2 separate regions of the Homo sapiens genome follow, and region 2 is linked to region 1. The links are chromatin loops, found by intact Hi-C in ENCODE. Cell type or tissue: heart right ventricle. All regions are shown on one strand. Each heading gives the region's core, and the rest is flanking DNA. Links, peaks and the distances in the headings are about the cores only. Region 1 has its middle 16 kb from the start of DRC8. Region 2 overlaps LOC124904588 (UPF0764 protein C16orf89-like).

Region 1 (12,692 bases), core at 1,616-9,615:
AGGCATCCAAATGGGAAAAGAAGGAGTCAAATTGTCCCTCTTTGCAGATGACATGCTTATATTTAGAAAAATCTCTATGGTGTCAGACTCCTTATACAAAGAAAAAAAAAATAGAAAAACCTAGACTCTACCACAAAACTCTTAGAACTAATAGACAAATTAAGTAAAGTATCAGGATGCAAAATCAACATACAAAAATCAGTAGTGTTTCTATATACCAATGAAGAACTGGCTGAAATATAAATCAAGAAGGCAATCCCACGTACAATAACTATGCACACACAAAAACTCTGCACACAAATTTAACCAAGAAGGTGAAAGCTCTCTACAGGGAAAACTACAAAGCACTGATGAAAGAAATTGTCGAGGACACAAACAAAAGGAAAGACACCCTATGCTCACGGATTGGAAGAATTAGAATTGTTAAAATGGCCATACTACCCAAAGCAATCTACAGATTAATGAATCTACCAAAATACCAGTGACATTCTTCATAGAAAGAAAAACAACCCTAAAATTCACATGAAACCAAAAAGGAGCCTGAATAGCCAAAGCAATCTTGAGCAAAAAGAACAAAGCTGGAGGCATTTTTCCATCTGACTTCTGAACATATTACAAGGCTACAATAACCCAAACAGCACTGTACTGGTATAAAAATAGACACATAGACCAGTGGAACAGAATAGAGAACCCAGAAATAAATCCACATATTTATAGCCAACTGATTTATGACAAAGGTGCCAATAACATACACTGAGGAAAGGACACCCTCTTCAATAAATGGTGCTGGGAAAACTGGACTGTCATAGGCGAAAGAATGAAAGTAGACCTCTGTCTCTCACCATATACAACAATCAACTCAAGATGGATTAAAGACTTAAATGTAAGGCCCCAAACTGTAGAACTACTAGAAGGAAACACTCCAGGACATTGGTCTAGGCAAATATTTTATGGCTAAGACCTCAAAAACAGAGGCAACTAAAACAAATAGACAAATGGGACTATATTAAATTAAAAGGCTTCTGCACAGCACAGAAAATCAACAGAATGAAGAGATAACCTGTTGAATGGGAGAAAATATTTACAAACTATTCATCTGACAAGAGAATAATATGCAGAATATACAAGAAACTCAACTCAGCAGTGAAAAATCTGGCCGGGTGCGGTGGTGCACACCTGTAATCCCAGCATTTTGGGAGGCCAAGGCGGGCGGATCACCTGAGGTTAAGAGTTTGAGACCAGCCTGGCCAACATGGTGAAACCCCATTTCTACTAAAAATACAAAAATTAGCCTGGCATGGTGGCATGCACCCGTAATCCCAGCCACTCAGGAGGTTGAGGCACAAGAATCGCTTGAACTCAGGAGTCAGAGGTTGCAGCGAGCTGAGATCGTGCCACTGCACTCCAGCCTGGGTGACAGAGCGAGACTTTGTTTCAAAATAAAATAAAATAAAATAAAATAAAATAAAATAAAATAAAGCTATGATCAGCACAACACAAATATCCTTATTCATTCATTAATTTGTTCAATAGTTATTTATAAGTTCTACCATATTTTACTCACTGCTCTGGTCTCAAGCATTAATAAGACGTTGATTAGAACAGGGCCAAGGACAGAGCCCTATTGTACCTACTCCCAGAAATACGTTGGCTGTGAATCAGCTCTTTAGAGAACAGGGTTATTTTATCTGTTATCACTTCACCTAACCTATTTCCTCTAGCATCCCTAACTCCATTTTGTTTAGGAACATGTCTTCAGGCTTTTGGCACGTGCCTTAATGAAGTGAGATCCACACTGTCAAGCATCCCACCTTTTTCCAGACTAGTAGATTCTGTGTTTCTAACAACACTGTGGACCAGGATGTGGGTGTGAACTAGGTGTACACCTCAGCTTTGCACTTCTTGCTGTGAACCTGTGGCAAGTCACTTCAATTCTCAGAGCCTCAGGTTCCTCATCTCCAAAGAGGGCAACAAACCCAATCTTGCAAGGCTGTTATGAGAATTAGACATAATATACGTAAAATGTCCAGTACATACTACTTGTTTTTCCCCCTTATTTCAGGTCAGTTTCTGGGAGCACAGATCATACGTACTACTTTTTGAACTTGCATATAAAAAAAATTAGAAAAGCAGCACTGAATTCCAGTTAGGGGAAATTAGATTTTTTTCAATTCCTATATAAATTCATGAGAAGTTTTAATTCAAGAATTTACAAATCAGAGAAATAGTATATACAAAAATGATTATCAAATATTAAGACTATTATCTTGAATTTCAATGAGTTTTGTATTTATTTAAAATATACAATATATGGTCATTGTAGTTATATATAATGTTAGCTTACTATCATTATTGTATTAATATGCAATAAAAGACTTTCCCAAGGCTCAGTGAAAACTAAGCACATTTTATTTTCTCTGTGTTTCATATGTAAAATAAACACCTTGTACAGGATTCTGGAAAGATGCTATGCTATGCCATTTTTTTTTTTTTGTTATTCTAAAAGGAAGGTAACCAGACACTGCTCGAAGAACTTAAATATTTGCATCTGGTTTTTAAAAAGTAGAGAGAAACAAAAAGCTGACAACTATATCTAGAGAGGGATATCAGTTCGGGGGAAAGAAGGGAGGCAGGCTGCTTTTTCACTATATAGCTGTTGTAACTTTTGAATTTTGTACCTTGTGCATATATTATTATTATTTTATTTATTATTTATTTATTTATTTATTTTTTTTTTTGAGATGGAGTCTCGCTCTGTCACCCAGGCTGGAGTGCAGTGGTGCGATCTCAGCCCACTGCAACTCTGCCTCTCGGGTTCAAGTGATTCTCCTGCCTCAGCCTCCCGAGTAGCTGGGATTACAGGCGCCCGCCACCATGCTCAACTAATTTTTGTATTTTTAGTAGAGACGGGGTTTCACCGTATTGGCCAGGCTGGTCTCGAATTTCTGACCTTGTGATCCGCCCGCCTCAGCCTCCCAAAGTGCTGGGATTACAGGCGTGAGCCACTGATTGAAAAAATAGTTAATCTTTTTAAATAGTGGCAAAATAATTTTAAATAACACTATCCTTTTCACTGAGTTTACTTCTATAAAATCTGAAAGCCTTAAATACAAAGAAGGCAAACTAAATTCCCTGAAAAGTCCCATTCAAGTCTGATAATATATGGATTAAATCAGTTAAATGAACCACATTAAAATAGATTGACTTTATAACAATTTCTAATCTCTGCCTGCTGGACATTCAAATGAAAACTAAACTGTTTCTACAAAGATGCCCAATTCATTGCAAATATTTTACCAAGAACACCAAAATTTTAAACACGGACACTTTTTAGATACAATGAACAGGATAGTAAGCTATATTGATTGATTGATTGATTGACTGACTTTGAGACAGAGTCTTGCTCTGTTGCACAGACTGGAGTGCAGTGGCACAGCCTCGGCTCACTGCTACCTCCGCCTCCTGAGTTTAAGCGATTCTCCTACCTCTGCCTCCTGAATAGCTGGGATTACAGATGCCCGCTACCACACCCAGCTAATTTTTATATTTTTAGTAGAGATGGGGTTTCACCATGTTGGCCAGGGTGGTCTCAAACTCCTGACCTCAGGTGACCTGCCTGCCTTGGCCTCCCAAAGTGCTGAGATTACAGGCATGAGCCACCATGCCTGGCTAGTAAGCTAGATTTAGACATTAAAATTCAAAATCTATTTTTTTAGAATAGTTTGGGCAACTGTATAAGATTTGTGATTGTATATTTGATTGTTGCTGATAAAATTGTATATGAACAATCAACAATTTACATAAACCCTGACTGCCTATTTAAGGCAAATAAAACAAGAGTTTTCTAAACAGGATTGTGCACAAGAGAGAGATATTAAAAATTTTGGCCGGGCACAGTGGCTCATGCCTATAATGCCAACACTTTGGGAGGCTGAGGTGGGAGGATCACTTGAGGCCAGCAGTTTGAGACCAACCTGGGCAACACAGGGAGACCCTGTCTCTACTAAAAATACAAAAATTAGCCAGACGTGGTGGCACACACCTGTAGTCCTAGTTACTCAGGAGGCTGAGGCAAGAGGATCGCTTGAGCCCAGGAGTTTGATGTTGCAGTGAGCTATAATTGTGCCACTGCACTCCAGCTTGAGAGACAGAGTGAGACCTTGTCTAAAAAGAAAAAAAAGCGACCCTCCCATCTCAGCCCCCTAAGTAGCTGGGACTGCAGGCGTGTGCCACTCACTACATCCGGCTAATTTTTTGCATGTTTAGTAGAGACGGGTTTCGCCACGTTGCCCAGGCTGGTCTTGAACTCCGGCTCAAACAATCTGCCTGCCTCAGCCTCCAAAATTGTTGGGATTATAGGCCTGAGCCATTGCACGCCAGCCAGGAGACATAGATTATCAGTAGACACTCAATGGATGATGGCTCAGAATTTCTTTTCACTTTGTTTAGTTAACCAGAAGAAAATGATTTATTTCTTGCCATAGTCATATAAAACAATTTGCTTTTAAACTACTATGAAAGGCCTGGCGTGGTGACTCAGGCCTGTAATCCCAGCACATTGACAGGCTGAGGTGGGTGGATCGCTTGAGTCCAGGGGTTTGAGACCAGCCTGGACAACATAGTGAGTCCTCATCCTACAAAAAATAAACATAAAGTTAGCTGGGTGTGGTGGAATGAGCCTGTAGTCCCAGTTACTTGGGAGGCTGAGGTGGGAAGGTCACTTGAGCGTGGGAGGTAGAGGCTGCAGTGAGCCATGATCATGCCACTGCACTCCAGCCTGGGTGACAGTGTGAGACCTCGCCTTAAAAAGGAAAGAAGAAAGAAAGAAAAAAGAAAGAGAGAAAGAAGGAGAGAAAAAGAAAGAAAGAAAGAGAAAGAAAGAAAGAAAGAAAAAGAAAGAAAAAGAAAGAAAGAAAGAAAGAAGAAAGAAAGAAAGGAGGGAGGGAGGGAGGGAGAGAGGAAGGGAGGAAGGAAGGAAGGAAGGAAAAGAAAGAGAAAGAGAAAAGAAAACAGAAATAAGCTAAATATGAGATTTGATGCTAAGCAAATATAGTTGTGTTGGGAGAAAAGTTCCCCCAACTTGCCTGGTGCAATGGTATTACCTCCCTTGTGAAGTTCCTGGCACTATAGTAGGTACCCAGCCAAAATAAGACCCCTTCCTGCTTCCACGTCAACCTCAGTAGCCAAGGTTTCGTAACTCCTGCCTTTAAACTGAAGAAACTGTATCAATGTCTCGTAATGTAATAGTTCCATAGCTGGCAGTAAAGAAAACCAAACTTAAAGAGCCACTTGAGCAGAGGAGATAGACCAAATCTGTTGTATTGGTTGGCATTCAGGGAAAACTCAAAGTCAAAAGGCACCATCTCAAGACCATCCAGAAAAGCTCGTTGGGCCCTTGATCCAGAAAGCACCCAGTTGGTCTCCTAGAGAGCACTGTAGGGATTCTGAAATCATTACACGTGGTTTTTAACCCAGCCCCAGTTGGATGCAGATATAAGAACCAAGAATTTGCCCTGTAGGTGTATGACGAGTTGCTTCTTCATAAGTTGCGTTGAGACCCAGCAGGCAAAGACACACCTGTTCAAAGCTAATATTCTGTTAAACAATAACCAGGGACTACTCATGAAGTTCCTCCAGATGTCTGAAGACTCCCAGGGGCGAAAGGCCCCAACGGAAAGGCCTGGCAGTTGTTCAAAAGCCACACTGGATTACTACAGCTTCCAGCCGCTCAAATTGAAACTGCCCAGGTCGAAGAGTTCTAGGAGCAGTGTAGTGACCCTTTAACTACATGCTACTTTAACCTGCATCTTCCAAACTCTTTGAATTTTTTTTTTCTTTTCCAGGACACGAAAAAAATTCAGAATAATAAAAAAAAAGAATAGCAGTAACTACTTTTTCCTGTGTTACTGCTTGTGCCAGACCCTGTAGAAGTGCATAATATGCTACGTCAACTCCATCAATATTTCTTCATAACAATCTGCAAGGAAGTATTATTGTTCTTATTTTACAAATGAAAAACCTGAGTCTCAGAGAGGTTTGGTAGTTTGCTGAAGTTCACGTAGCTAACAAGTGGCAAAGGTAGGATGTGAATTCAGGATGGATTGGCATGAATACCCACGATCTTTACTCTCAGTACACAGCTTCATACTTACATGCAGGGTTACAATGTGCTTGGTAAGGCAAGAAATCTCTACCAACACAGGATTTTTTTGAGGATTAACTAAGAAAACATAAATAAGCACACAGCCTGTTGCCTGATACACGTTAGGAACTAAGTAAATGCTTATTTTGTTTTAAAATCATTACCCTACATTCTGGAAAATGTGCCATGGAATGGGACGGGCCCACAATGGTTTTTCTATAGAGTTTTTAGCGGGTTCTGGGGACAACTATTATATATTTTAAAATAGCAACGCTCACATGCTCCATAGTAAATCAGTTGGCCAAGTTAAAAATAGATTCTAAACATAGCAAGAGCAGAAATTCAATCTAAGATACTAAGTCATGGAAAGCAGTTGACAGTGGTTGCAACAGAGAAAAGGAAGCGCAGGCACACACTGATTCTACATGTGGATAAAATTCTCCAACCTCCATTTCAGGTTTGTTCTATTCTCTATAGCAGAAAACATGCACACATATATATGCATACATGCATATACATATGCATGCAAATAAATAAACTAAGATGACACATTCTATTTATCTGCAATAGCACCATTTACAAACCTATTAATTTTGAGATTTTGGTACTTATTAGCACGTACTAGATACACTACAACAATATATAGTTCCTCAACATTTTTAGGTGTAAGAGAGAGGATGGTTAATGTTTAAAATATTTGGGGTGCAGATACACAGATGGCTAGACTGGTAGATAACTAGAAAGGATGGGGACAGAAGCTATATACCCTCTGTGCTCAGTCAATTTACAGTGGCAGCCTTAGAGAGTTGGGTTAATGCTGCCATTCTGTCATTTGAAACCCCGGGAACTGGTATGCCAGATAAAACTGCAATCACTGTGCCAAGGACTCAGGAAAAGGCGTGGAGCTTAGGTTCTCCCTCAGCCTCCTACTTTTAAACTGTTGTTTGGAGCACACAATTACTTTCTCTCAGTTGCTAGGGTGGGTGCTTCAGCTGTGGGTGTCACTATTTAGGGAGGAAGCCATGAAATGTATATCCTTAAATCACATAGTCTTGTTCCATGTACGTCAAGAAGAGAATGACTGAGGGATGTCTATTATAAACTGGAGTAATGGCACATCACACCAAATAAAACTTTCCATGGGATACTAACATAAAAGCAGATCCATTATAAATATAAAAGAAGAATGATACAGAGAAGATCAGCATGGTCCCTGAGCAAGGATGATACATGAATTCATGAAGCTTTCCATATTTTTAAAAACACCAAAGCAGGCCGGGGCGGTGGCTCACGCCTGTGATCCCAGCACTTTGGGAGGCCGAGGCGGGTGGATCATCTGAGGTCAGGAGTTCGAGACCATCCGGGTCAACATGGTGAAATCCCCTCTCTACTAAAAATACAAAAAATGAGCCAGGCTCGGTGGCTCACGCCTGTAATCTCAGCACTTTGGGAGGGTGAGGTGGGCGGATCATCTGAGGTCAGGAGTTCGAGACCATTCTGGCCAACATGGTGAAACCCTGTCTCTACTAAAAATACAAAAAATTAGCTGGGCGTGGTGGCACGTGCCTGTAATCCCAGCTATTCGGGAGGGTGAGGCAGGAGAATTGCTTGAACCCGGGAAGCAGAGACTGCAGTGAGCCGAGATCGCGCCACTGCACTCCAGCCTGGTCGACAAAGCGAGACTGATTCTGTCTTAAAAAAAACAAAACAAAACACCAAAATAACAACAAAAAAACCTACAGAAAGACTTATGACACAATTGATAATTTAGGATCAATAACTTTCTCCTTTTTTTAAAAACAAAAGCTTGAAATATATTTATTTGTAAAACACCATGTGAAATAGAATAATTGAGGATAAAAACACAGGAGAGTGGTTAGCAGTGCAGGTGTTGGAGTCAGGCTACTTGTGTTTGGTCAATACTAACTGCAGGTCTTTGGACAAGAAGTCTCGCTTCTCTAGGTCACGGTGTCCTAAAATGTCATAGTATACACTTCATAGAGTCATTGTGGCTGTTAAAGTCCTATATGCTAGCCATGATCCTAGCACATAGCATTCTAAACATTAGCTATTACCATTTTCTAAAAGTAACAGAGGCAAGAGATTACTAAATACTTGAGATAAGCGGATTACTGTAATTGAGGACTGATTTTCCTAGAAGCTAAGGAAAAAAAAAAGGTTTTACTTTCTGACAAAGAAACAATCAGCATACATCAGTGAAGACTGCCCAAACTTAAATAGGAGATTAGTAAAGGAATCTTTGAATACAGGACATTGCATCAAATAGCAGGTATCGCAATGACAGCTTTGCACACCGCAGAAATAATTGTTTACGTGTAGTGCCTGCTGTCCACTCTCTAAAAGAGCTGAGGGGGTAGGGCACTATATTGTAACTCATGTAGAGGAACTGAGACATATGCTCCAAATTCTTTGCCTTCTGACTTCTTATGGTTAGGACACGGAAAAATCCAGAAAACTGAACATATGAAACTTGCAAATGACTGATATCTTAAGTGTATGTTCGGCAGAAGCGGATCATGCTTTATTCATAATTAAGTTATCTAAATTTTTGGCTCAACAAGTATTTGTTTCCGACATTGAACAAAGGTATATGGCTTATAAGGATGAATAAGACGCATTATTCTTTTTGCCCTTATATGGTCCACATGAGGATTAAAGAAACACCACATGCTGGTCAGGCGCGGTGGCTCACGCCTGTAATCTCAGCACTTTGAGAGGCCGAGATGGGCTGATCACCTGAGGTTGGGAGTTTGAGACCAGCCTGACCAACATGGAGAAACCCCATCTCTACTAATAATACAAAAATTATCCGGGTGTGGTGGCGCATGCCTGTAATCCCAGCTACTGGGGAGGCTGAAGCAGGAGAATCGCTTGAATCTGGGAGGTGGAAGTTGCAGTGAGTCAAGATCATGCCATTGCACTCCAGCCTGGGCAACCAGAGTGAAACTCTGTCTCTGAAAAAAGAACAAAAAACAAAAACAAACAAACAAACAAAACATGCTTTAGATACTTGAGGTAAGGGAAGGAAATCTCAAATGGAAATAAGAGTCAAATTTCTAAGCTGGGCACGGTGGAGCACACCTGTAATCCCAGCACTTTGGGAGGCTAAGGCAGGAGGATCGCTTGAGCCCAGGAGTTCGAGACCAGCCAGGGCAACAGAGTGAAACTCCTGTCTCAATAAAATAAATAAATAAATAATGAAAAAATGTAAAAAGAAATTTCTGCTGTCCTCCCAGATGCAAGGCCAGTTGGTGCTGCAGGGAATAAGGTTGCCTAAAGATAGAATCATGACAGCATTTTACTTAGGAAAGAGCTATGGATGAACTTGAATACTTGGATAAGTTCATGGTTAATATGTCAGATTACATATGCCACATAATATAAGGAAATTGTTATACCATGAAAAAAGTTAAGACCGGTTAATTCAGCCCTTCTCTTTATTTGCAAATTGGCCCTGTAAACTTTGTCTAGTTTCAGGAACTGTTGGAGGGATTTTGGAATCAGATTTAATCGCTCCTGGTCTGTGCTACTTAACTTGCAAGCATTTCTCTGATATAGTATTAGGTTGGTGCAAAATTAATTGCGGTTTTTGCCATTACTTTTAATGGCAAAACAGCAATTACTTTTGCACCAACCGAATACTTTTCTTATTGTGCTTTCTTTCACCTGTAGAGTCCAAGGTACTTGTTCATTAATTGAGCCAAATTATTTAGGTTTAAAAAAAGAGTTCTGGGACACAGCTCTCTTCGACGTGGAGATGGATGTCTTGGATGGATGAATATATTAATTAATCCAGTATTTCCTGAATTTTTTCAGTTATACATTATGATATGGTTTGGATTTCTGTCCCCGCCCAAATCTCATGTCGAATTGTAATCCCCCATGTTGGAGGAGGGTCCTGGTGGGAGGTGATGGGATCATGGAGGTGGATTTCCCCCTTGCTGTTCTCGTGATAGTGAGTGAGTTCTCTCGTGATCTGGTTGTTTAAAGGTGTGTAGTCCCTCCCCCTGCTCCCTCTTCCCCTTTCTCCAGCCTCATCACAGGTGCTGCTTCCCCTTCACCCTCTGCCGTGATTGTAAATTTCCTGAGGCCTCCCCAGCCATGCTTCCTGTACAGCCTGTTGGACTGTGAGTCAGTTAAACCTCTTTTCTTTATACATTATCCAGTCTTGGGTAGTTCTTTACAGCAATTCGAGAATGAACTAATACACTTTACTTCTTTTTTCTCTCTCTCTGTCTCCTCCCAGGCTGGAGTGCGGTGGCATGATCATAGCTTACTGCAGCCTCGAACTCCTGGACTCAAGCCACCCTACTGCCTTTGGCCTCCCAAAGCGCTGAGATTACATGTGTAAGCCACTGTACCTAGCCACCCTTCACTTCTGATTTTTGTCAGGTCCATGTTACTTGTACTATTAGATACCAACATTTTCTTTAATTTGACATAAATTGTCCAATTTTTAAAACATAGTCTCATCGTAAGCAATGATATCTGTGAAATCTGAGTTTGAGGCAGATGTTTAAATATACCTTAAAATAAAAACAACTATATAAATAAATTAAAATCATGAGCCACATAAAATAGCCTTCCACTCACTTTGGAAAACAAAGTATTAATCAATTAATAAAATTTTGAACTGGAAAGGTCTCTTTTAGATTTTCTAATCCAACTCAGAGTTCCACAGAGATTCAGCCAAAGTCACCAGCTGAGGGAAGAGTTGGGAGTAGAGCCTCAGTCTACGGTTTAGTGTGAAAAGTTTAGGGCTTTCTTTACCATGTTTGTTGCAAATTATGCCCCCAACTAGCTGAACAGCTATTTAAATATAAGCATTCCTATCAAATACAATGATTTTAGTTTGGGTATAAATGGTGCCAAAGTAATTCTTCTGTTGGTAGCTAATAGGTCTGACTGCTTAAGCTCACTAAAATACTTATTTTCTTATTTGCGGAAGCAATAGCTCTCTCTAATTATTTAAAAATTATCAAATAAACTGGATTCAGTGGTGTGTGCCTGTAGTCCCACCTACTCAGGAGGCTGAAGTGGGAGGATTGCCTGAGGCCTGAAGTCCAAGACCACACCCACACATACGTGCGTGCACGGGTGAGTGTTATAGAATAAAAAGAATGGGTTACACTAATTCATTTGTTTATTTTTTTTTGAGAGGGGGTTCTTGCTCTGTCACTCAGGCTGGAGTGCAATGGTGTGATCTCAGCTCACTGCAACCTCCATCTCCCAGGTTCAAGTGATTCTCTTGCTTCAGCCTCTGGAGTAGCTGGGATTACAAGTGCACACCACCACGCCCAGCTAATTTTTTGTGTTTTTAGTAGAGACGGGGTTTTGCCATGTTGGCCTGCCCGATCTCAAACTCCTGACCTCGTGATCCGCCCACCTCGGCCTCCCAAAGTGTTGGGATTACAGGCAAAAGCCACCGTGCCCAGCCTACACTAATTTAAAATGTTACTAATAGGGGAGACCGGTGGGGAGGCAGGCAGAAAGGAGGTATAGGGGAACTCTACATTTTGCTTAATTATTTTGTAAAGCTAAATCTGCTCTAAAGATAAAGTCTAATAGTAAAAGCAAAGATAGAATGATATTGAAGCATAGTCCTCTTTAAAAATAGGAATGTGTCTAGCTGAGATCACTCTCTTCTACTTTATCTTAGCAATAGTGTTTTGCTACGGACTATGATGAAGCATTAAGGGCCAGGAGCGGTCAAGGTTGGACAGTTTGGCCCATTTATGGTTTAGTACAGATATGGAGGGCATGTAGGTGTCTAGGCCCTGGATTGGAAGTGAAATTTGCCCTTAACATTATCAACACAGTGATCCTATTTCACATTTTTGATCCCCAAATTCTTTTTTTTTTTTTTTTTTTGAGACGGAGTCTCGCTCTGTCGCCCCGGCTGGAGTGCAGGGGCGCGATCTCGGCTCACTGCAAGCTCCGCCACCCGGGTTCACGCCATTCTCCTGCCTCAGCCTCCCGAGTAGCTGGGACTACAGGCGCCCGCCACCACGCCTGGCTAATTTTTTGTATTTTTAGTAGAGACGGAGTTTCACCGTGTTGGCCAGGATGGTCTCGATCTCCTGACCTCATGATCCGCCCGCCTCGGCCTCCCAAAGTGCTGGGATGACAGGCGTGAGCCACCGCGCCCGGCTGATCCCCAAATTCTATTAGTGTTATTACTAGGTGATACTTACGGAAAATAGACAATGATTATCCTAAGATTTCAAAGCATAAGTATTAAGTGGTAAAAATGTCATACCCGTTTTAAAGAAAGGGGGGCGTAGAGGCCTAACATTCCTAAATGACACTGGGGCAAAAATAGAAATAAAATCCAGGTGTCTAGGGCCTGGCTTTCCCATCGTTGCCGTTCATTGTTAAAGTGATCATTAAACAATAACAATACAAAGAAAGACAGGGTCATAGTCTTATGAGCACTCATATTTTAAAGAGAAAGGCGTTAAAAAGAAGCTATACAGGAGCCTCAATTCTGCATAGGCATGGTTTTTTAAGATGATTTAGGGAAGGTTTT
Region 2 (12,692 bases), core at 3,173-11,172, 70 kb before region 1:
TTATGTGAGGTAGGAATTATTATTCTCAATTTATAGATATGGAAACGGAATCAGAGGGGTTAAGGAACTTGGTCAAGATAGATAAATGGTAAACTGAGATATCAAATCAGGGCTGCCTGACTTTCGTGCCCGAGCTCTTTCTCCTGCACCAAAAAGTTGGAATCATTAGAATTTCCCGGCCGGGCAGGGTGGCTCACACCTGTAATCCCAGCACTTTGGAAGGCCAAGGCGGGCGGATCACGAGGTCAGGAGATCGAGACCATCCTGGCTAACACAGTGAAACCCCATCTCTACTAAAAATACAAAAAATTAGCTGGGCGTGGTGGTGGGTACCTGTAGTCCCAGCTACTTGGGAGGCTGAGGCAGGAGAATGGCATGAACCCGGGAGGCAGAGCTTGCAGTGAACCAAGATCACACCACTGCACTCCAGCCTGGGCGACAAAGTGAGACTCGATCTCAAAAAAAAAAAAAAAAAAAAAAAGAGAAAGAAAGAAATCATTAGAATTTAGAATTTCAGAGTTATAAATGGCATACTCTGTTCCAGCCAAATTTTATGCTATAGAGTCCTGAAGAAAGAGACAGGCAAATCAATGATTAAATTACAAGAGTCATACGTGATAGAGGTACATATTCAGTACAGGAGATGGAGCAAGGGGCTTATTGGGGGCAAAGGGACTTAAGTTGAGTCTTCAAAGAGTGAGCAGGGCTGAGAGAGAGGGAAGGGCATTCCAGGTAGGAGGAACCACCTTTACAAATGCATAGAGGCGAGGCGCATTCCTGTGGCTATAATTCAGTATGAATGGACATGCTTGCAGGAGCAGGGCTAGGAAATTATTATAGTGGACAAAGAGGTCGATTAAGAAGAACCCAGCCAAGCTAAGAAGTTGGAGCTTCATCCACTAATAAAGAGGTGGGTAGTGAGGGGATTAAAGAATGTTAAGCTGAGAAGTAGCTCGATCAGGTCTGAATTTTAGGAAGATCATGTAGGCATCAGAGTGTTGAAAATGCACATGTTCACATATGTCGTAAGCAGGAAACATAAATAAATAGCAACAGGTGTAATAGCTGCCATCTAATAATACATGACAAGGTCATGCATTGGCTCCAGGTCAGTGGTGCCAGAGGGAGTGATGGAGATTGTGAGCTGGAGTGAGGGCCTCTATGGAAAGGGAGCAGTCGCCTAGGACCATCTGCAAATGGGACCCAGGATTGTCGGTTTTTTGTTTAAGGGAAGTGGGAAAATCTTTATTTTTATATAATAGCTACTGAATTTTAGAGATGACCAAACTTATGTAGGCCAAAAACAAAAAACCACCTTTGGTGATATGTTTGTAAGCCTTGGGTTAAAGAATCTTGAAGGGGGCATGGGCCGGAAGACCAGTTAGGAAGTTATTTAAACAGGTGAGGGCCGGGCATGGTGGCTCATGCCTGTAATCCCAGCATTTTTGGAACGCCAAAGCAGGCGGATCACCTGAGGTCGGGACCTCGAGACCAGCCTGGCCAACATGGTGAAACCCCATCTCTACTAAAAATACAAAAATTAGCCAGGCGTGGTGGCACACACCTGTAATCCCAGCTACTTGGGAGGCTGAGACAGGAGAATCTCTTGAACCCAGGAGGCAGAGGTTGTAGTGAGCTGAGATCACGCCACTGCACTCCAGCCTGGGTGACAGAGTGAGACTGTGTCTCAAAAAAAACAAAAATACAAAACAGGTGAGAAGTACTAAAGGCCACTCTGACTCAGGTCAAATGGATCAATTAATCTTGAGAAGGGTAAAGAGGGCTGTGAAGAAAGATTACTTAAGATTGCTAGGGTTTTCTTAAATTCCAGTGGTGTTTTGGACCCTCACATGACCATCCAATCTTGGCAACTATAACCATTTGGGTTAATTCTCTAAACAGTGCTGCCATTAGAAAGGAAAGGGAGGCCCAGCACGGTGGCTCATGCCTGTAATCCCGGCACTTTGGGAGGCCGAGGCAGGCATATTATCTGAGGTCGGCAGTTCACGACCAGCCTGACCAACATGGAGAAACCCCATCTCTACTAAAAATACAAAATTAGCCAGGTGTGATGGCACATGTCTGTAATCCCAGCTACTCGGGAGGCTGAGGCAGGAGAACTGCTTGAATCCGGGAGGCGGAGGTTCCAGTGAGCCGAGATCACACCATTGCACTCCAGCCTGGGCAACAAGAGCGAATCTCCGTCTCAAAAAAAAAGAAAGGAAAGGGAATGTTTTGTGGTTGTGGGCACCGTGCTTACTAAGAAGAAAAAGGATGTACAATGTGCAGATTTTTCAGCTTTTTGGACAAATGTATATGAAGGTATTGAACCATGAAGCAGTTCCTTTCATCCCCCTCAACCAAAAAGTGGCTGATTCAGATGAAAAGGCACATGAATTAAGTCACAGAACCAAAGCAAACCTTAGCAACACGTGAGGCTTAGGAAATTGTTTCTTCTCCCCTGCATCTTTATACCATTGAAATAAGATTGAACGGAACGCCAAGGAGTGTTCTGAAACAGAGTGTAGTCACAAAGGGAAACGTTAGTCCCAGAGGAGATGATGTGTGGAAGGAAGGCACAGTCTCATTAGGTGGATCTGGAGAGAGAGAAAGAGAATTTTACAACTTTTTTGGTTGTAAGCAAGAAGTAGTGATGCCATATTCTCCACTCACCATCTCCCCGAGTCACTGCCCAGCTGTATCATGTGTTAATTAATTGTCATATGTATAATTTATTATTATTATTATTATTATTATTTTGAGACAGGGTCTTGCTCTGTCACCCAGGCTGGAGTGCAGTGGCACAATCATAGTTCACAGCAGCCTTGAACTCCTAGGCTTAAGCCATCCTTCTGCCTCAGCTTCCCAAGTAGCTGGGATTAGAGGTGTGAGCTACCACACCCAGATAATTAACTTTTTTTTTTTTTTTTTTTGTAGAGACAAGGTCTTGCTACATTGCCCAGACTGGTCTTGAGCTCCTGGCCTCAAGTGATCCTCCCACCTCTGCCTCCCGAAGTGCCAAGGTTACAGGTGTGAGCCACCATGGGCCATTTATCCTTTATTAAACATAGAAATATCTCATTATCTGATCCCACAGTGATTCTGAGATTGTATGAGGATAGGCCTTACTTATTCTATTCTGTTTTAATATTCAGTTTAGCTACTCAGGAGGCTAAAGCGGGAGGATTGCTTGAGCCCAGGAGTTCGAGGCTGCAGTGAGCTCTGATTACATCATTGCTCTCTAGCCTGGGTGACACAGCAAGACCCTGTCTCTAAAAAAACTAAAAAAAAAACTTCTAAAAAAAGATTTTGTTTAGGTGTCACCTCCTCTAGGAAGATTTTCCGAATTACCCCCACGCATCCTCACCGCCCCTGAGTGGATTAGGTGTGCCCTTTCTGAGCTCCTAAAATCTCAGAATTTTTTTTTTTTTAGACAGTTTCACTCTTTTTGCCCAGGCTGGAGTGCAATGACATGGTCTCGGCTCACTACAACCTCCACCTCCTGGGTTCAAGTGATTCTCCTGCCTCAGCCTCCCAAGTAGCTGGGATTACAGGCGTCTGCCACCACACCCAGCTAATTTTGTATTTTTAGTAGAGATGGGGTTTCACCAGTTTAGCCAGGCTGGTCTCGAACTCCTAACCTCAGGTGATCCACCCACCTCGGCCTCCCAAAGTACTGAGATTACAGGCATGAGCCACCATGCCTGGCCAAAATCTCCAAAGTTATTCTTGCCCTGTGGTTTCATTATTTTCTCTCTCTGTTTCTATTTCTCCTACTGATTGACCTTCTAATGGGGGCTCAAGCTAGATGTCTAGTTTGTTTTGTATCCTTATCGTTTCCTGGAGGGTAAGCACTCAGGACATGAAACATATGGAATGAATGAGCCTGTGTAGATCCGACATTGCTTAGTAAATAACTATACCCCTTACCAGCCAGGCAAAGTTGCTCCTTTCTCTCAGTCTCAGTCTTTTAACCTGTAAAATGATAATTACCACTGTCCTGTCTACCCTGGGGGTGTAAGAATCACATATGTAAAAATTCTAACCTGTGAATGCTATGTAATTACTACCTACTTATAAACATATACTTTTGGAGAAAAGGGAGGCAGAAGATTTTTTTGGTTTTTGTTTGTTTGTTTGTTTGTTTGTTTGTGTCAGGGTCTCACCCCCATCGCCCAGGCCGGAATGCAGTGGCACAATCTTGGCTCACTGCAGCCTTGGCTTCCTGGGCTCGGGTGATTCTCCCACCTTGGCTTCCTAAGTAGCTGAGACTACAGGCACGCACTACCATGTCTGTCTGATTTTTTGTATTTTTTAAGTAGAGATGGGGTTTTGCCTTGCTGCTGGTCTCAAACTCCTGGGTTCATGAGATCCACCTGCTTTGGCCTCCCAAAGTGCTGGGATTACAGGTGTGAACCACCATGTCTGGTTTAGGAAGTTTTTTTGTTTTTTGTTTTTGAGACAGAGTTTCGCTCTTGTTGCCCAGGCTGGAATGCAATGGCACGATCTTGGCTCACTGCAACCTCCGCCTCCCAGGTTCAAGCGATTCTCCTGCCTCAGTCTCCCGAGTAGCTGGGATTACAGGTGCCCGCCACCACACCCGGCTAATTTTGTATTTTTAGTAGAGACGGGGTTTCTCCAAGTTGGTCAGGCTGGTCTCGAACTCCCGACCTCAGGTGATCCGCCTGCCTCAGCCTCCCAAAGCGCTGGGATTACAGCCACAAGCCACTGTGCCCGGCCTAGAAAGTTCTTTTATTGCCAAGCGTGGTGGCTCACGCCTGTAATCCCAGCACTTTGGGAGGCCGAGGCAGGCGGATCACTGAGGTCAGGAGTTCGAGACCAGCCTGGCCAATTTGGAGAAACCCCTGTCTCTACTAAAAATACAAAAATTAGCCGGACGTGATGGTGCGCACCTATAATCCCAGCTACTTCAGAGGCTGATGCAGGAGAATTGCTTGAATCTGGGAGGCAGAGGTTGCAGTGAGCCGAGATGGTGCCACTGCACTCCAGCCTGGGTGACAGAGCGAGGATCCATCTCAAAAAAAAAAAAAAAGAAGAAGAAGAGTGTAGTGCTTTAAAATATGAAGATAAAGTCACTGACTGCCCATCAAGTGGGACAGCTTTTCTTCTGGTAATGGGGATACACCTGTGCATCCCACTGTCACCTGGGACTCCTCAGTGATCCATGATTTGACATGAAGACACTATCAGCTAAAAAGCAGGGCAGTCTCAGGGTGCACTTTGGAAGTGCTTAAGGGATCTATATTTTGAACTCCAGAAACGGAACTTCCAAACTTGGACTTTATCACACCTCCTCAGGCAGCCCCACACTTCTATAACAAACGAGCTTGAAGCACACTCTCTCTCAAGTTATGATGGATAATATTGCCTAGGCAATCTAATTAAGCGCTTGGTAAACAGAATCTTAATTTACACTTAGTCCAGAAGGAACGGCAGGAATTTATCTCCCTTCCCCCAGGGAAGACTTGAATTGACAAGTTGAGGGAGGAAGGCCAGTTATATTTTAGGCTTATACATTGTATCTATCAGAGAAGTGCTATGATTTCTTCCCAACACAGGGGAGGTTTGGTGGGCTGCAAAATGGGACTAATTTCCAATTTTTTCCATTTGTCAGATCTTCAGAATCTGGTTATACTGTTGTGGTGGTCGTGGTCTCAAACTCCTGGGCTCAAGCGATCCTCCCGCCTCTACCTCCCAAAGTGCTAGGATTACAGCTGTAGCTGTGAGCCACTGCGCCCAGCCTGGTTATATCATTTACTTAAGAGAAATGTGAATTCCCAGAACAGGAACTTCAGACATAAAACCAAAGATTTTACAATGTAACTACTAGTGATTTTTCTATCACAGGTGGTTCAAAGTTAGTGTACATGCCATCAACATGATAATAAAGAATGGCAGAGAAATGAATCATTTGTTAACTAGGGGCAGAGTGATTGATCTTTTAAAGGCTCTGCTTCACGCTCTGCAGCGGCTTCCCACGGCCCTGGAGGTAGAGCAGGAACCCTCCCCTGGGCCCTCCTGGAGGGAGGTGTCTCCTGCTACCTCTCCAGCCTTATCCCAGGCTTCTCTGAGCTTCATCAGGGAAGGGATGAAGGGACCCACTTGTTCCCAGAGCCTGCGTTGGTGTCCTGCCTGCCATGGAAATACTCTTGGCCTCCTAACCCTGACTCAGCCTTTAGCTCTCAGCATAACCCTGACGGCCCAGACCAACTAATGTCCTCCAGACTGAGCTTTCCTCCCCAGTCACAGCCCACAGCTCCCTTTCCGTCGTGCTTGTTATACTGGGAACTGTTGGGAACGTACACCTACCTCAAAGGAGTGCATCAGTGCAAAGGGCCTGCTCATGGGAGCATTCTGCAAACATTAGCTCTTCACCATTTGTTTGTTTGTTTGTTTGTTTGAGACAGGATCTCACTCTGCTGGAGTGCAGTTGATTGCATGGCGCAATCACAGCTCACAGCCTCAACCTCGCAGACTCAGGTGATCCTCCCACATCAGCCTTCCAAGTAGCTAGGACTACAGGCATTCCCCAGCCCGCTAATATTTGTTATTGTTTTTGTAGAGCAGGGGTCTCACTATGTTTCCAAGGCTGGTTTTGAACTCCTGGGCTCAAGCGATCCATCCGCCTTGGCCTCTCAAAGTGCCGGGATTACAGGCATGAGCCACCGCACCCATTGGTTATGTTTGTCTTTCTCCCTAGATTGTACCCTCTCATTTATTCTATAACCCAGACCTCCCACAGTGAGGACTGTGCTGAATCGCAGGTGCTCAATAAGTACTTGTTGAATGAAGGACTATATAAAAATTGGTTGGCCGGGCACAGTGGCTCATGCCTGTAATCCCAGCACCTTGGAAGGCCAAGGCAGGCAGATCACCTGAGGTCAGGAGTTCGAGACCAACCTGGCCAACTTGGTGAAACCCCCCCCCCATTTCTACTAAAAATACAAAAATTAGCCAGGCATGGTGGTGCACACCTGTAGCTACTTGGGAGGTTGAGGCAGGAGAATCGCTTGAACCCGGGAGGCGGAGGTTGCAGTGAGCCAAGATCATGCGATTGTACTCCAGCCTGGGCTTCAAGAGTGAAACTCTGTCTCAAAAAAAAAAAAAAAAAAATTGGTTGAATGGGGAGTGGGGAGTTATTATGCAATGGTACAGAGTTTCCATCTGGGAAGATAAAAAAAGTTTTGGAGATGGAAGGTGGTGATAGTTGCAGAAGAGTGTGAATGTCTTTAATGCCATGGAACTGTACACCTAAAACGGGTTAAAATATCTATTGGACAAGAGATTGGTGTAAAAAAAAAAAGAATTAAAAAAATTTTTAAATGGTTCAAATGGCAAATTTCATATTATGTGTATTTCACCATAATAAAAAAGTGGCTCATGCCTGTAATCCCAACACTTTGGGAGGCCGAGGTGGGCAGATCACGAGGTCAGGAGATTGAGACCATCCTGGCTAACACGGTGAAACCCCGTCTCTACTAAAAATACAAAGCTTAGCTGGGTGTGGTGGTGTGTGCCTGTAGTCCCAGCTACTCAGGAGGCTGAGGCAGGAGAATCGCTTGAACCCGGGAGGCGGAGGTTGCAGTGAGCTGAGATAGCACCATTGCACTCCAAAAAAAAAAAGTGCTAAATAAATGTATAAATAAATTTGAACCAGCTCCTATCCGACTCTAATATTTCAATTCAATAAACATTCATAGGGTGCCTGCTCTTGGTAAGACATAAAGTCCACTCTTGGACTTATTTAATAGTATATAAAATAGACTAAAAATTGAAATCCGATTGCCCTTCGTGTGTAAAACATGTTTTAACTAGATAGCCAGGTCTTATTTATCTTTATACCCCGAGCAGCCAGCACTTAATATGTGCTTAATATTTGCTAAATCGAAAATAGTGCACAGACAAAAATTCAGTATTTGTTCAGGCCTTTCCCCATTACAAAATGCTCCCACAAACAATACAACATTTCCTGTTACCATTAAGATTCTTTGACTTTCACCCTTTCTTCTCTTTCCCCTTACTTTTGTGTTTTTTTTAATTTGTTTTTTTTTTTTGTTTTTTTTTTTTTTGAGATGGAGTCTCGCTCTGTCACCCATGCTGGAGTGCAGTGGTGCAATCTTGGCTCACTGCAACCACCACCTCCCGAGTTCAAGCGATTCTCGTGCCTCAGGCTCCTGAGTAGCTGGGATTACAGGCATGTGCCACCACGCCTGGCTAATTTTTGTAGTTTTTTAAGTGGAGACAGGGTTTCACCACGTTGGCCAGGCTAGTCTCAAACTCCCGACCTCAGGTGATCCACCCGCCTTGGCCTCCCAAAGTGCTGGTATTACAGGTGTGAGCCACCGCGCCCGGCCTTCATGTTATCAGCCACGTCTTCCTGACTTTCTGTTGCCTGAATCAACACATCTTCTTCAATTTCTTTATCCCTTGTGTTACTATTTTCAACTGCCCATTTCTGGCTCTCATTCCCTGACATCTCAGCAAATGTTTCTATTTTATACCTAAACAGTTACATTTGACTCGGAGGTGGAAGGCACATTACTAGCGTAAAGGTCAGTTTGGCAGAAGCCAATTAGGTCACATGCCTGAGAATCCTGAGAGCCATCGCCCACCTGTCGCAAAACCTTCTGGGCATCCTTGACAGCAAGTATCACTCATCCAGTTTCAAAAAGGAATTGCACACTGCTTGTCTACTATCTGTAGTTTAAATGGTGATCATGTTTCTTCCCTTATAATCAACTTCAGGCTTTTTATAAAGAAAGGAAGTATAGTTTAGATAAGCAACATACTGTATAATAAAAAATTAGGAGGCATTATAAAAAGAAGGGAACACCAAAAGTATGAGGTTAATCAGAGTGATAAATAATATTTCTGGGCAGGTGTGGTGGCTCACGCTTGTAATCCCAGCACTTTGGGAGGCTGAGGCGGGTGGATCACTTGAGGTCAGGAGTTCGAGACCTGCCTGGCCAACATAGTGAAACCTCATCTCTATTAAAAATACAAAAATTATCTGGGCATGGTGGCACAGGCCTGTAGTTCCAGCTACTGGGGAGGCTGAGGCAGGAGAATCGCTTGAACCTGGGAGGTGGAGGTCACAATGAGCTGAGATGGTACCGCTGCACTCCAGCCTGGGCGATAGAGCAAGATTGTCAAAAAAAAAAAAAAAAAAAAAAAGAGAGAGAGAGAAAAAGAAAGAAAGAAAAAAAGGAAATAATGTTCCTTATTTTCAAGGTCTGATGTCATATGGTAGCTACTATCAGGAGGAAGGACCCCTTTAAACCCAGATTTTCAATGATAGACAAGGCTATAGTTTGAATATGACCCCCAAAGTTCATGTGTTGCAAGCAGAATCCCCAAAGCAACAGTGCTGAGTGGTGGGAACTTTAAAAGGTGATTAGGTCATCTGCGTTCATGAATGGATTAATGCTATGATCTCAGGACTGGGTTCCGTTAAAAGGATGAGTTCAGCCTCTGTCTTCTCTCTCTCTCACACACACACTCACTCTCTGCCCCCTCTCTTCTCTCTTCTCTTTCTCTCATTCTCTCTTGCCCTTCTGTGATAATGTGGCAAGAAGTACCTCACCAGATGCAGACCTCACCAGATGCCCTTCAACGTTGGACTTCCCAGCCTCCAGAAACTATACCCAGTCTCGATATCTGTTACAGGACACAAAATGGACGTAGACAAAATAGAAACAAGTAGAGAGGAGACAATAGTTTCATAAGAAGCTGGGAGTCTCATTTGGCTTCCATATGCCTGATGCCTTTGACATCTAGGCAAAGGTCTCATTCTAATATCCCTAGTAGATTTGACACAGCACAGCAGTTAAGAGCACAGACTTGGCCGGGCGGGGTGGCTCACACTTATAATCCCAGCACTTTTCGAGGCCGAAGGTGGGCAGATCACCTGAGGTCAGGAGTTCAAGATCAGCCTGGCCAACATGGTGAAACCCAGTTTCTACTAAAAATACCAAAAATAATAATAATAATAACTGGGTATGGTGGCAGATGCCTGTAATCCCAGTTAGTACCAGACTCTGGCGCTGGGCTGCCAGAGGAAGAAACCTTTTTCTTTTACTTACTAGCTTTGTGAACTCAGGCAAGTTTCCTAGCCTGTCTATGCCTCAGTTTTCTCCTCATTCAAAAAATGAAAACAACAAGATATACCATAGAGTTTTTGTGAGCATTAAATAAATTAATATTCGCAAAGCACTTAAAACGATACCAAGTTCCTGGCATTGTATCAATGTTTGATAAGTAAATTACATTACAAATATAGTTATCTCACATCTTAGCACCCTATAGTTTACAAATTAATTTTGGTATACTAGCCTCATCAAATTCTCACAATTCCGAGGAAGGTATTATTACCTTGATGTGTGGATCAAGAAATAAAGTTTCCTAAGTGTTTTGTGAGGTTAATGATTTGGGACAAAGTTGACCAGAAAGAAAAATAATTTCATCTATTTTATTTCTATGCTTAGTTCAAGGGAAAAGGGTCAGCACCTTTTCTCCCATTTTCATAGCAGAGAGCACGGTGGTTAATCACTTACTTTTTCTTTGGTTACCGATATGGTTTGGCTGTGTCCCCACTCAAATCTCATCTTCAAGTGTAGCGCCCATAATCCCCACGTGTAATGGGAGAGACCTAAAGGGAGGTAATTGACTCATGGGGGCGGGTCTTTCCCGTGCTGTTCTCATGATAGTGAATAAATCTCATGAGATCTGATAGTTTTATAAAGGGTAGTTCCCGGGCAGATGCTCTCTTGCCTGCGCCATGTAAAATGTGACTTTGCTGCTTCTTCGCCCTCCGCCATGATTGGGAAGCCTCCCCAGCCGTGTGGAACTGTGAGTCCATTAAACCTCTTTTTCTTTATAAATGACCCAGTCTCAGGTATTTCTTCATAGCAGTATGAAAATGGATTAATACAGTTACTATGATAATAAGTAGAATACCTTCCATTGAAACATAGTTTGTATATGTGTATCTGTGATATGTGACATATTGCATGTATCTCTTCCAAGAAAGTTTTCCTATTACTAAGTCCTTTATTACTAAGGACCTTTGGGGAACAATAGTAATTTCATACATATTAGTTTTAATGGTGAGTGTTACACTTATGCTCAACTTCTCGGCTGAAGTTCAGTCTTTGCCTGTAGAGGGAAGCTCACTGTAGACTCTGGACTGAGTCTTCCTCTTCTCCAACACACACCAGAGTTATGGAAGAAGTTTGTTTTCTGCTCTGCAGTATTGGTATTTCCTTTTTCCCTTTTTTTCTTTTCTTTTCTTTTTTTTTTATTTTTATCTGGAGACAAAGTCTAACTCTGTCACCTAGGCTGGACTGCAGTGGTGCGATGTCGGCTCACTGCAACCTCCACCTCCCAGGTTCAAGTGATTCTCCTGCCTCACCCTCCTGAGTAGCTGGGACTACAGGCACGCGCCACCATGCCCAGCTAATTTTTGTATTTTTAGTAGAGACAGGGTTTCTCCATGTTGGTTAGGCTCGTCTCGAGCTCCTGACCTCAAGTGATTCACCTGCCCCTGCCCCCAAAGTGCTGGGATTACAGGCGTGAGCCACCACGCCCGGCCTCTTTTCTTTTCTTTTCTTTCTTTTTTTTTGTTTTCAATAGAGACAGAGTCTTGTTATGTTGCCCAGGCTGGTCTCCAACTCCTGGCCTCAAGCAATCCTCTCTCACCTCAGCCTCCCAAAGTGCTGGAATTACAGGCATGAGCCACTGCACCCAGCCAGTATTTCCTATTTTAAACAGGATACTATGCATGGGCAAAGGTTCTCAGGGTAGCTGGACAAACCGGAGAGGCAGGATTGCCTTCCTCCTCAGGTCTTGGGTGCTCCTAGACACAGCAGAGTGGTGTCAAGCACACAGGTTTGGGAATGAGGAGCTGAACTGTCTGGGATTGAATTCCAGCCGTACAATTTTCTAGCTGTGTGACTTTCAGCAAGACAATCATTCTCTCTCCATTTCCTCATTTACGACGTGGAGATATTGACAGTATCTACCTTATTGGATTATTGGGAAGATTACGTGGTTAATGCCAGTGAAGCCCTTAGAACACTAGGCCCAGCTGGCTCATACAAACATTCCGTAAACGTTATCTATTAGTATTATGTCCTATTTTGCTTAACACACTCATCATCCTGTCGTCTAAGTCAATAGCTTTCAAACATTTTTGCCCGTGACTTCCAGTAAGAAATATATTTTGGCCATGCACGGTGGCTCATGCCTGTAATCCCAGCACTTGGGGAGGCTGAGGCCGGCGGATCACAAGATCAAGAGATTGAGACCATCCTGGCCAACATAGTGAAACCCCGTCTCTACTAAAAATACAAAAGTTAGCTGGGCGTGGTGGCATGTGCCTGTAGTCCCAGCTACTTGGGAGGCTGAGGCAGGAGAATCATTTGAACCTGGGAGGCAGAGGTTGCAGTGAGCCGAGATCGTGCCACTGCACTGCAGCCTGGCAATAGAGCAAGACTCTGTCTCAAAAAAAAAAAAAAAAAAAAGAAAGAAATATATTTACATCACAATCGACTACATACACACATAAAAAAACTAGATTGAAGTTTCACAAAACATGAATACTCTTACTAATACATTGTACTGTCTTAATTTCTATTCCCCTTTTAAAAATGGTGGTGCATTATTAAATTGAT

What was found. Peaks named below come from ENCODE experiments on the same cell type or tissue, not always from the same donor. Only the 100,000 strongest peaks of a DNase experiment are listed, where the experiment ranks them.
Region 2: a loop joins it to region 1, with 3 times the contacts of the local background. A loop is called at or near these places in 5 of 110 quality-filtered maps.

Annotation. Positions count from the first base shown.
Region 1 is chr1:244,947,564-244,960,255 of GRCh38, forward strand. It overlaps the pseudogene RNU6-947P. Among named protein-coding and RNA genes, the nearest start is that of DRC8, 16 kb to the right of the region's middle. In heart right ventricle, for the core only: no CTCF peak of the experiment used is centred there; no DNase peak of the experiment used is centred there; H3K27ac peaks cover 2,767 bases.
Region 2 is chr1:244,875,653-244,888,344 of GRCh38, forward strand. The region is part of intron 2 of LOC124904588 (UPF0764 protein C16orf89-like); the gene reads right to left. Among named protein-coding and RNA genes, the nearest start is that of HNRNPU, 17 kb to the left of the region's middle. In heart right ventricle, for the core only: no CTCF peak of the experiment used is centred there; no DNase peak of the experiment used is centred there.